Linked DNA regions of Homo sapiens: all the other regions are linked to region 2. Evidence: chromatin contacts called from ENCODE Hi-C or POLR2A ChIA-PET data. All regions are on one chromosome and are shown on one strand. Each heading gives the region's core, a stretch centred on a gene start or an enhancer-like site at or near the end of the contact. The rest is flanking DNA. Distances are from core to core; before and after follow the strand shown.

Region 1 (2,858 bases), core at 341-2,840, 200 kb after region 2:
TACATAAAAAACGGACAGCTGTTCTACCGCTCTCTCCGCAGGATTGCCAAAGACGAGGAGTTACTAGTTTGGTACGGGAAAGAACTGACTGAGTTACTCTTGCTCTGCCCCTCTAGATCCCACAACAAAATGAATGGTAGGTTGGCTCGCGACCGGCGTGTGGGCCCTTAACTAGCGGGGGAGAGACGCAGGGAGCGGCAGGGGCTCACCCGGCGCGTTGGCGCGCCTTTCTTCCCTTCGGGTGTCTCATAGGAAGATTCTGAGATGTAGTCTGGAATGAAGTTAAACAGATAGGTGAGGATAAAGCGAGGAAACTTGCTTGTTTGCTGTATTCCCTCCAAATCAGGAGGGAAAGTTAGATCAGGTTGGTCATTCTTTTCTCAGGCACTCAGGCCCTGAGAAATGAAGGTGGATTTGTCAAGGGGATGGTGGCAAACTGGCTTGGGGGCGATGCTGAGTAATCATGTGGTGTGCGTGTGTGTGTGTGTGTGCGTGCGTGCGTGTGTGTGGTGTTTGCTCACTAAGCAGGGTCGTCCCCTTACACATGCCTGGAATGCAGCCAACGTTTCCAGTTTGAGTTCCCCTATGTGGCGCATCTGCGTTTCCGCTGCCCCAAGAGACTTCACAGCGCTGATATAAGTCCCCAAGACGAACAAGGCGGCGGCGTGGGCACCAAGGACCACGGGGGCGGCGGCGGCGGTGGCAAAGACCAGCAGCAGCAGCAGCAGGAGGCACCTTTAGGCCCGGGTCCCAAGTTTTGCAAAGCCGGCCCCCTCCACCACTACCCATCCCCCTCCCCGGAAAGCAGCAACCCATCCGCTGCCGCCGGCGGCAGCAGCGCGAAGCCATCCACAGACTTCCACAACCTGGCCAGGGAGCTGGAAAACTCCCGGGGAGGCAGCAGCTGCTCCCCAGCCCAGAGCCTCAGCAGCGGTAGCGGCAGCGGCGGCGGCGGCGGCCACCAGGAGGCGGAGCTGAGTCCCGACGGCATCGCCACGGGCGGCGGCAAAGGAAAGAGGAAATTCCCGGAGGAGGCGGCGGAGGGCGGCGGTGGCGCTGGTCTGGTAGGGGGCCGGGGCCGCTTCGTAGAGCGGCCCCTCCCGGCCTCCAAGGAGGATCTGGTGTGCACACCGCAGCAGTACCGAGCCTCGGGCAGCTACTTCGGCCTGGAAGAGAACGGCCGCCTCTTCGCGCCGCCAAGTCCCGAGACGGGCGAGGCGAAGCGCAGCGCCTTCGTGGAGGTGAAGAAGGCTGCCCGCGCGGCCAGCCTGCAGGAGGAGGGGACAGCCGACGGCGCGGGAGTCGCCTCCGAGGACCAGGACGCTGGCGGCGGCGGCGGCTCCTCCACGCCCGCGGCCGCGTCACCGGTGGGCGCCGAGAAGCTGCTGGCCCCGCGGCCTGGGGGCCCGCTGCCCAGCCGGCTCGAGGGCGGCAGTCCTGCGAGGGGCAGCGCCTTCACTTCGGTGCCGCAGCTGGGCAGCGCGGGCAGCACCAGCGGTGGGGGCGGAACGGGCGCCGGGGCCGCAGGCGGCGCGGGCGGGGGCCAGGGCGCCGCGTCGGACGAGCGCAAAAGCGCCTTCTCGCAGCCAGCACGCTCTTTCTCGCAGCTGTCCCCGCTGGTGCTGGGCCAGAAGCTGGGCGCGCTCGAGCCATGCCACCCCGCCGACGGCGTGGGCCCCACCAGACTCTATCCCGCCGCCGCGGACCCTCTAGCGGTGAAGCTCCAGGGGGCCGCGGACCTGAACGGAGGTTGCGGGTCCCTGCCGAGCGGCGGCGGCGGCCTGCCTAAGCAGAGCCCCTTCCTGTACGCCACCGCCTTCTGGCCCAAGAGCTCCGCTGCCGCTGCAGCCGCGGCTGCGGCGGCGGCCGCGGGGCCCTTGCAGCTGCAGCTGCCCTCGGCGCTCACGCTGCTGCCGCCCTCCTTCACCTCGCTGTGTCTGCCCGCGCAGAACTGGTGCGCCAAGTGCAATGCCTCCTTCCGCATGACCTCCGACCTGGTGTACCATATGAGGTCGCACCACAAAAAGGAGTATGCGATGGAGCCCTTGGTGAAGCGGCGGCGAGAGGAGAAACTCAAGTGCCCCATCTGCAATGAGTCCTTCAGGGAGCGCCACCACCTCTCCAGGCACATGACCTCGCATAATTGACTCGGAAAGGACCCCAGCTTTCCACGCGCGCGCAAGCACAGTTAAGCCACCTGCAGGAATAAACACGCGAGAACATCCACCGCTTCCTTGCACCCCGAAACCCTGCACAAAGACACATACATTCACCGCCCCCCCGCCCCCCCAACGCGCACACACACGTCCTCTCCTCCCAGGAACCTCATTCAAATATTTACCCGGGACACACACCCCCCCCCACACACACACACAGACACACTCACACACAAGAGCCAGGATGGTGGAGTTTTGATTGGGTGGGTTGTTTGAGGGGGTTTTCTTTTGAATGCACGCATTTTCACTTTCCCCAAAACAAAGGTACATTTTTTAAAATGTCATATATTGCAACATATTGATGCATTTGTCATACGTTTCTACTTAAATTATTAAGCACTTACGATTTAGATGTAATAATTATATGTAAGGGCAAAATTTATTTTAGATATAAAGTAAAGGAGGAGGGTGAGATGCTTTCTGCATTTCTTGATGACAGTTTGTGTTCCTACAAAAATAAACAAAATGAATAAAAAGGGATCACCATTCAATTTGAGTTTCCAGGGGGAAGTGCATGTATAATGAAATGATAATGGACTTCAATGAAGAATGTCATCAATTATGTACATATGTATTTTCTTTTAATACAAAGTGTAATTTTGTGCCAGTGAAATGGAGTCTGAATAGTTATGTGTTTCTTTT
Region 2 (3,209 bases), core at 116-2,615:
GTTCTGGCTATATTTAAGGTGCAATATCTGTCACTGCCTTTCCATTTCCATTGTTAATGGAACTCAGTTGGATACAGTCTTAAATAATTTTTGCCAGGACTAGACTTTAGCACTACTGTGAAGCCAGCAAAGTTTCTTTCAGGTAATTAGACTGATCGAATCTCTCCAGTGGCTTCTCGTCATCCCTGGGAAGAGATCAGACTTTCTATTACAAGACATAGGAGGTCCTCCCCTATGGGTTCATGCCAAAATCCAAACCATCATTCACCTAGCACAGTAGGTCTCAGCCTAGCACTTCTGAAAACATGTCAGAATAACTCATGATTCCACATGCACTTCATCTGAAATGTCATTCAAGAACTGTCAACATCTTATTCATGACTCAGAACTGAATTGGGAGTCATCAGGTCAGTCAGGTTTCTCTGAAATGCTCCCTTTAGTCTTGGCAAACCCTTCCTCCTTTATGTTTCTACTGTTCTTTACACACGCCGCTATTAGGACTTCAGTTACCTTCCATTTACACTTATTTGCACACATTTCTATGTTTCCATATTAAAATGTGAATTTCCATATCATATTATAAGCACTTTTGTATCCCCAGTTCCTAGCACAGTACTGACACCTACTAGATAATCAATATTAGCCAAGGGCTGAATTCAGAATTTCACCTCTCCTTTCTTCCTGCTTTAAAATCTACTTTAGAAAACGTTTGCTATCATTCACTTATATGTAGGTATAAATATAAGTTCATACTTATATGAACTTATAAGGGCTAATTGCTTTTTAATCTATATTTCTAAGGGTAAAATAAAGGAAGTTTCCTCTATTAAATAAGTTCAGGAAATTAATAAGCATTTGTGATGTTTCTGAGGACGGGAAGCCTTTCTGACATCCTGATACTCCACCATTAAAGGGCTCCCTTTATGCCTCGTAGAAAGTAACTCCATGATTTGAGATCTGTAGAGTCCAAGGCTTTAGAGTACCATGTATCTAGTCTCTGATCTAGTCACCTGATGATTGGCTCCTCTCCTTAATATCCAAAATGACAGTCAAAACCCATATTTGAGCACATTTCATTTTGCATATGTCTTTTTAAAAATCATACACTTTGACACTTCTGAGCCCTCTGGTCAATACTAAATGAAATTGCAAAGTGATAATTTAAAAAAAGGAGGGGAAATGCACCACTGCAAAGTTTAAATTAAAAAACCAAGGAGCACAAATTACATTAGGGCATCTTTTTGCTTTTTAATGTGATACTCAAGAATGCTAGCCACCCTAAAATAGCCATAACTAGATAATCAAGATTACAACAGGAAACTGAGCATAAATTGCTATGGCAGGAAACTGATTAGTTCAGCAAAGAGACAGGATGCGTCTTGTCTCTACTGTTATCTGAGTTAATTCTATGCCTCCTCCATGGGCCAACTGCTCTGAGATAAAGGATTGTCAAGTTGCCTCATGAAAGCAAACTGAAGTACAACTAATAATAAACGCAGGGCTAAAACAAAGCACATCTGAAATTGCAAGGATGATGAAATCAGTCAGCAAACATGAGAGCGGCGGGAAAAGGCAGTCTTGCAGTATTATGTAAAACATTACCATGAACTACACAATATTAAGTTCTACACAATGTGCTTATAATAAAAGGAATATTCTCAAAATAAATAGTAGGCATGATTTGGAAGAGGGCTTCCTTAAGATAATTTTTTTTCTATGAAACCTGAACAATCTAAATTGGATTGCTTGAAATGTGTAGAATGATACCCCCCACCAACATCTCCATAACTTAATTACCTGGTACTGTGAATATGTTATCTTAATGGCAAAAGGGATTTTGCAGAAGTGATTAAGGTTCAGGATCTTGAGATGGGAGATGATCCTGGATTAGCTAAGTGCGTCCAATCTAATCCCATGGTTCCTTAAAACTGGAGGACCTTTCCCAGCTGGGTTCAGAGTTAGAGGGAGATGTGACTACAGAAAAATGGTTGAAAAGATGCAACACATCTGGCTTTGCAGATAGAGAAAGGGGGGTATGAGGCAAAGAATCTGAGTAGCCTTTAGAAGCTGGAAAAGGCAAAGGAATGGCTTCTTCCTTAGAGCATTCAGAAAGAAACACATCCCTTCCAACACATTTTAGTCCACGTAAACCCAGTGAGACTCATGTGAAAGCTGTGATTAGACAGCTGTTAGATAATAAATTTGTGTTGCTTTTAGTCAACATATGTGTGGCAATTTGTTACAGCAGCAATAGATAACTGATATACACCCATATTCTTTCACAGGCTTTATACAAACACAAAAAATGACACAAACTGAAACTCCTCGTCATTACTCCAAAAGTAGCAGTTTAACAGATATGCTGACAATTGTGCATGACTAATTTCCGAACAAATATTTTTCAGTAGCAAACAGAGAAGGTCATGAAATGGTAGACCCTTCAAAGAGGAAATGAATAATTAAATGAGCACTTAAAAAAACTGACAAATTATCAACTCCTCTCAATGAACCCAAAAGAAAACATCATTCAATTTACTTGAATTTCTCTTGCACTTGAATGAAAATACCCTTTATCCCAACTACTTCCCCTATTTTTCTCTCCTCCTCTTCCCACAAACCTGATTTAAAAGTGCTTTTTAGATGAATTTTTTAAATAAATATTTACTGACCTGCATGTTTTCTAGAATTTATTATAGTAGTGAAGACAATTAAAATTCATTTTGCAAACTGAAACTTTGCTGTTATTAACATGGCATTTATTCATATTTCAGACCTTACTTTACATCTTTCTAATTTTTTTTAAGTAGAGTTGTAAATCCTTCTTACTCACCACTTTGCAGCAAAGGGGCCAAAACCACCACATCAAACCGATCCCCAGGAGTAGCAGTAACACCAAAATAACAATGATGGCTGCGATCCCGTTAGACTAAAGTAGGCAAAAAGCAAAAACAAAGCAGTCAGCACAGCTTATGGTCAAATTCCAAATGTATATATATTTTAAGGAAACACCAGAAAATAATTCAGAAAGTATAATGTCAAACTAGATTTTAACTATATTATTTTAATTTCTTGAAATTCTACAAATGTATCTTCTATTTAATATATATTATGTTTTATGTTATATTGTTGTGACAGGAAATAATAAACAAAAACTTTCCCAAAATGCTGCAGATTCTTTACAAATACATCTAAAAGGAATTTAGGAAAAA
Region 3 (3,095 bases), core at 237-2,736, 170 kb after region 2:
TTCAGTCCCCAGAGGGGGTCAGTTTTTGGGGGAGACTATTATCCTTTATTTAAAGTTAAACTATAAGCTAAATTCCTTCCACAATTAGCTTCGCCTACACCCAGGAATGAGCAAACACAGTTAGCTTGTTAAGTTAGAAGTATGGCAGTGTCAGCTAGGTTACATTTCTCTCACTGTCATAATTTTTGCAAAGGTAGTTTCATTCTCAATGCACCACACCCAAGGTAGAACTTCCTTTTTACAAGAAAGTGTTGGGTGGGAGAAGGAAGCTTCCTCCTCCCAGTTGTATTCACCTAAGACTTAGCCTTAGCAACAGACAGCTACGGGCAGGACCAAAAAAGCTCAAGTTATGTCCTATTGCAATGAAAGCCCTGCAGCTGACACCTAAGGAATATAAAGAGTCATATTCTTGGCTGCAGCGTCTGGAGTAGAGTCTCTGCCTCACTGAGCTGGGAGGGGCAAGGAAAGTAGTAGTTTCAGTTCAAATGTCACAGACTCACCTCTCTTGACAGATATTCATAATTTCCTCTAATAGGTATTTCTTTATTTACCATTTGCCCTTAGGACCATTTCCAGAGAATTTAAGTGGTTGTTTCTTTACACACAATTTTCACCAGTTTCACTGAGGAGTGGCTCAGCAGAGTTTCCCACACTGCCATTCTAGAAGTCAATCTATTTCACTTGTATTTATTGTTCAGCTATATATGTTACTTACAAGACTCTTCTTTGCTTTCCACTCCTAATTTTCTGTTTTCCTATAGCTAACTCTGTCTCTCTCCTTTGAAACACTGACTTCCAACTTTATATCAGTCCTCTCAAGTTTTCAAACTCTTAGTTTCTATGAGATTTAGAAATCGGGCTTTTGTTTGTGCTGATGTTTACAGTGAATATTCAAGACTCTGATATTGGCTATAATTTTTTTTTAGAGTTAAAGTCTTCCTTTGTTGCTCAGGCTGGATTGCAGTGGCACAATTTTAACTTACTGTGGCCTTGAACTCCCAGGCTCATGCAATTCTCCCACCTCAGCTTCCTCAGTAGCTGGGACTACAGGAACGTGCCACCACAATCAGATAATTTGATTTATTTATTTATTGCAGAGACAGAATATTGCTATGTTGCCCAACCTGATCCTGAGCTCTTGGTCGCAAGTTATCCTCCCAGCTCAGTCTCCTAAAGCACTGAGATTGCAGGCATGAGCCATGACAACCGGCCTTGAGTATAATTTTAATCTAAGGCTTCAGGAAAGAGAGCATGCTTCTCCACCACTGTCCTCTTCCATTTTTTTGTCTGTGGGTTAGTTCAGGTTCAGGAGGAAGAGACAGGGATGGCAAAGTTGGAAAGAGAAAATGTTACTTCATTCTAAAATCTACACAGTTTGTGAATTCAAGGGAAGCCATTAGTAGGAGTTCCTATTGCTGTGCAGCTGATTTGTTTTGAGGTAGTCACCCTTTGTTGAAGCCTGGCTGGCTTCCTTGAAAACAATCAGCAAGTGACTAACCAGGCATAGTAAGACTGGTGCTGACACAGGAAACCACCAAATGATGAGAGACCTGGGGATGCCCAAAGGAAGTCAATAAAAGCATACTCTCAAATTCTTCCAGATTTTGGCTTGCAAAGCCTCCCAAGACTTCTGGAAATCCTTCCTAAATGCTACTAGGAATGTTCCAGCCAAAGGGCTCTGAGAAATGATTCTTTAAAATCTTGGATGCTTAAGTTTACAAAACCCAGTAAGTTTTTACTTCCAGTTGAAACTGTGCATGAAAAAGATGTTTTCAGAAAGAGTTCTCAGATAATTCTATTTGTGAATAATAGTAGTAATGTAATGGTTATTCTCCATTTGTCTCTCCAAAATCCATTCTCTGTCCTCTCCTGGCTCTATATTGCCAGAGGCTGACTCATGCAGATTCGTTAGCATGCTCCAGAACCTTGCTGGTTAGTTAGCTTCCGGTTGAGTTAGGCCATTGGAAGGCATTAACATGAAATTGGAGCATGTGAGAAAAGAAAAGATGAGTTATTTCTTCCCTGTCCTCTCCTTGCTACACCATTGTCTCTGTGTCAGTAGCTGTTTCTGTAGGTCTCACACTGGGCCCTTCTTCCAAGGTTCTGGTCCTTAGCAGACTGTAGAAACACTAATTCCTCTCCTAAAATCTTCTTGTTATGCTGGTTTCTGTGTCCCTCACTCTCTCGTTTGTTCTCATCACCTGGTCCACATCTTTGTAGCACTCCCTTACCTGAGGATGGGGCAATTATTTCCAAGACCACCAGTGGATGGCTAAAATCACAGATAATACCAAATGCTGTATATACTATGTTTTCTCTGATACATACATACCTCTGAAAATAATTGATTTATAAATTAGACACTGCAAGAGATGAACAATAAGATAAAATAGAACACATATAACAATATACTGTGCACTCCCCTATATATACACATGTACATATATTATATATATACATATAAAGGGGAATTTGTTAAGTATTAACTTACACAATCACAAGGTGTCACAATAGGCTGTCTGCAAGCTGAGGAGCCAGGAGAGCTAGTCCAAGTCCCAAAACTGAAGAATTTTGAGTCTGATGATAGAGGGCAGGAACCATCCAGCATGGGAGAAAGATGTAGGCTGGGAGGCTGGGCCAGTCTCTCCTTTTCACATTTTTCTGCTTCCTTTATATTTGCTGGCAGCTGATTAGATTGTGCCCACCAGATTAAGGGTGGATCTGCTTTCCCCAGCCCACTGACTCAAATGTTAATCTCTACTGGCAACACCCTCACAGACACACCCAGGATCAATACTTTGTATCCTTCAATCCAGTCAAGTTGACACTCAGTATTAACTATCACAACTCCACCCCTTGTCAACTTGAACCCATATATATCTCCTGAGATCATACATAATCTTCAAATAAAGACAATAATAAGGTCATAATTACACTTAAAATAATACAACTATCTTTCGTACAACCGGAAATGCACCAATACCCCCATCCAAATACTATTACATAAAGTTAACAATACTTAAATGCTGATATGAAGTCAATTAATCTTATGTCACATGATAAAGGAAAAGGAAATAAAATGAGGATAATTTCTC

What was found. A loop is a pair of places that touch in the nucleus more often than their neighbours do. ChIA-PET counts read pairs that join two places held with the same protein, here RNA polymerase II (POLR2A). Pooled maps may share reads with other maps.
Region 1: a loop to region 2 is called in a pooled map, with 2.7 times the contacts of the local background. The contact joins two enhancer-like sites. A Hi-C loop is called at or near these places in 1 of 168 maps with a recorded cell type or tissue (naive thymus-derived CD4-positive, alpha-beta T cell) and 6 of 50 pooled maps. POLR2A ChIA-PET finds 5 or more read pairs at or near these places in 3 of 52 experiments (AG04449, CD4-positive, alpha-beta memory T cell and activated CD4-positive, alpha-beta memory T cell).
Region 3: a pooled map shows a loop between it and region 2 (6-fold over the local background). The contact joins two enhancer-like sites. A Hi-C loop is called at or near these places in 2 of 168 maps with a recorded cell type or tissue (CD4-positive, alpha-beta memory T cell and naive thymus-derived CD4-positive, alpha-beta T cell), 2 of 37 single-sample maps with no recorded cell type and 14 of 50 pooled maps. POLR2A ChIA-PET finds 5 or more read pairs at or near these places in 4 of 52 experiments (AG04450, activated CD4-positive, alpha-beta memory T cell, activated T-cell and 1 more).

What each region holds. Positions count from the first base shown.
Region 1 is chr4:80,201,386-80,204,243 of GRCh38, forward strand. PRDM8 (PR/SET domain 8) reads left to right here. Exons shown (of 4, transcript NM_001099403.2): 3 at 1-136; 4 at 529-2,858. The coding sequence ends at 2,147. Among named protein-coding and RNA genes, the nearest start is that of PRDM8, 5.3 kb to the left of the region's middle. RefSeq lists an enhancer at 1-638 and silencers at 1,001-1,080, 1,541-1,640. Within about 2 kb of position 1,591, at least 26 of the 41 ENCODE cell types and tissues checked have a DNase peak (open chromatin) inside an H3K27ac peak, as active enhancers do.
Region 2 is chr4:80,005,691-80,008,899 of GRCh38, forward strand. ANTXR2 (ANTXR cell adhesion molecule 2) reads right to left here. Exons shown (of 17, transcript NM_058172.6): 12 at 2,831-2,926. Among named protein-coding and RNA genes, the nearest start is that of ANTXR2, 66 kb to the right of the region's middle. Within about 2 kb of position 1,366, at least 7 of the 41 ENCODE cell types and tissues checked have a DNase peak (open chromatin) inside an H3K27ac peak, as active enhancers do.
Region 3 is chr4:80,172,090-80,175,184 of GRCh38, forward strand. No RefSeq gene overlaps it. Among named protein-coding and RNA genes, the nearest start is that of PRDM8-AS1, 24 kb to the right of the region's middle. Within about 2 kb of position 1,487, at least 5 of the 41 ENCODE cell types and tissues checked have a DNase peak (open chromatin) inside an H3K27ac peak, as active enhancers do.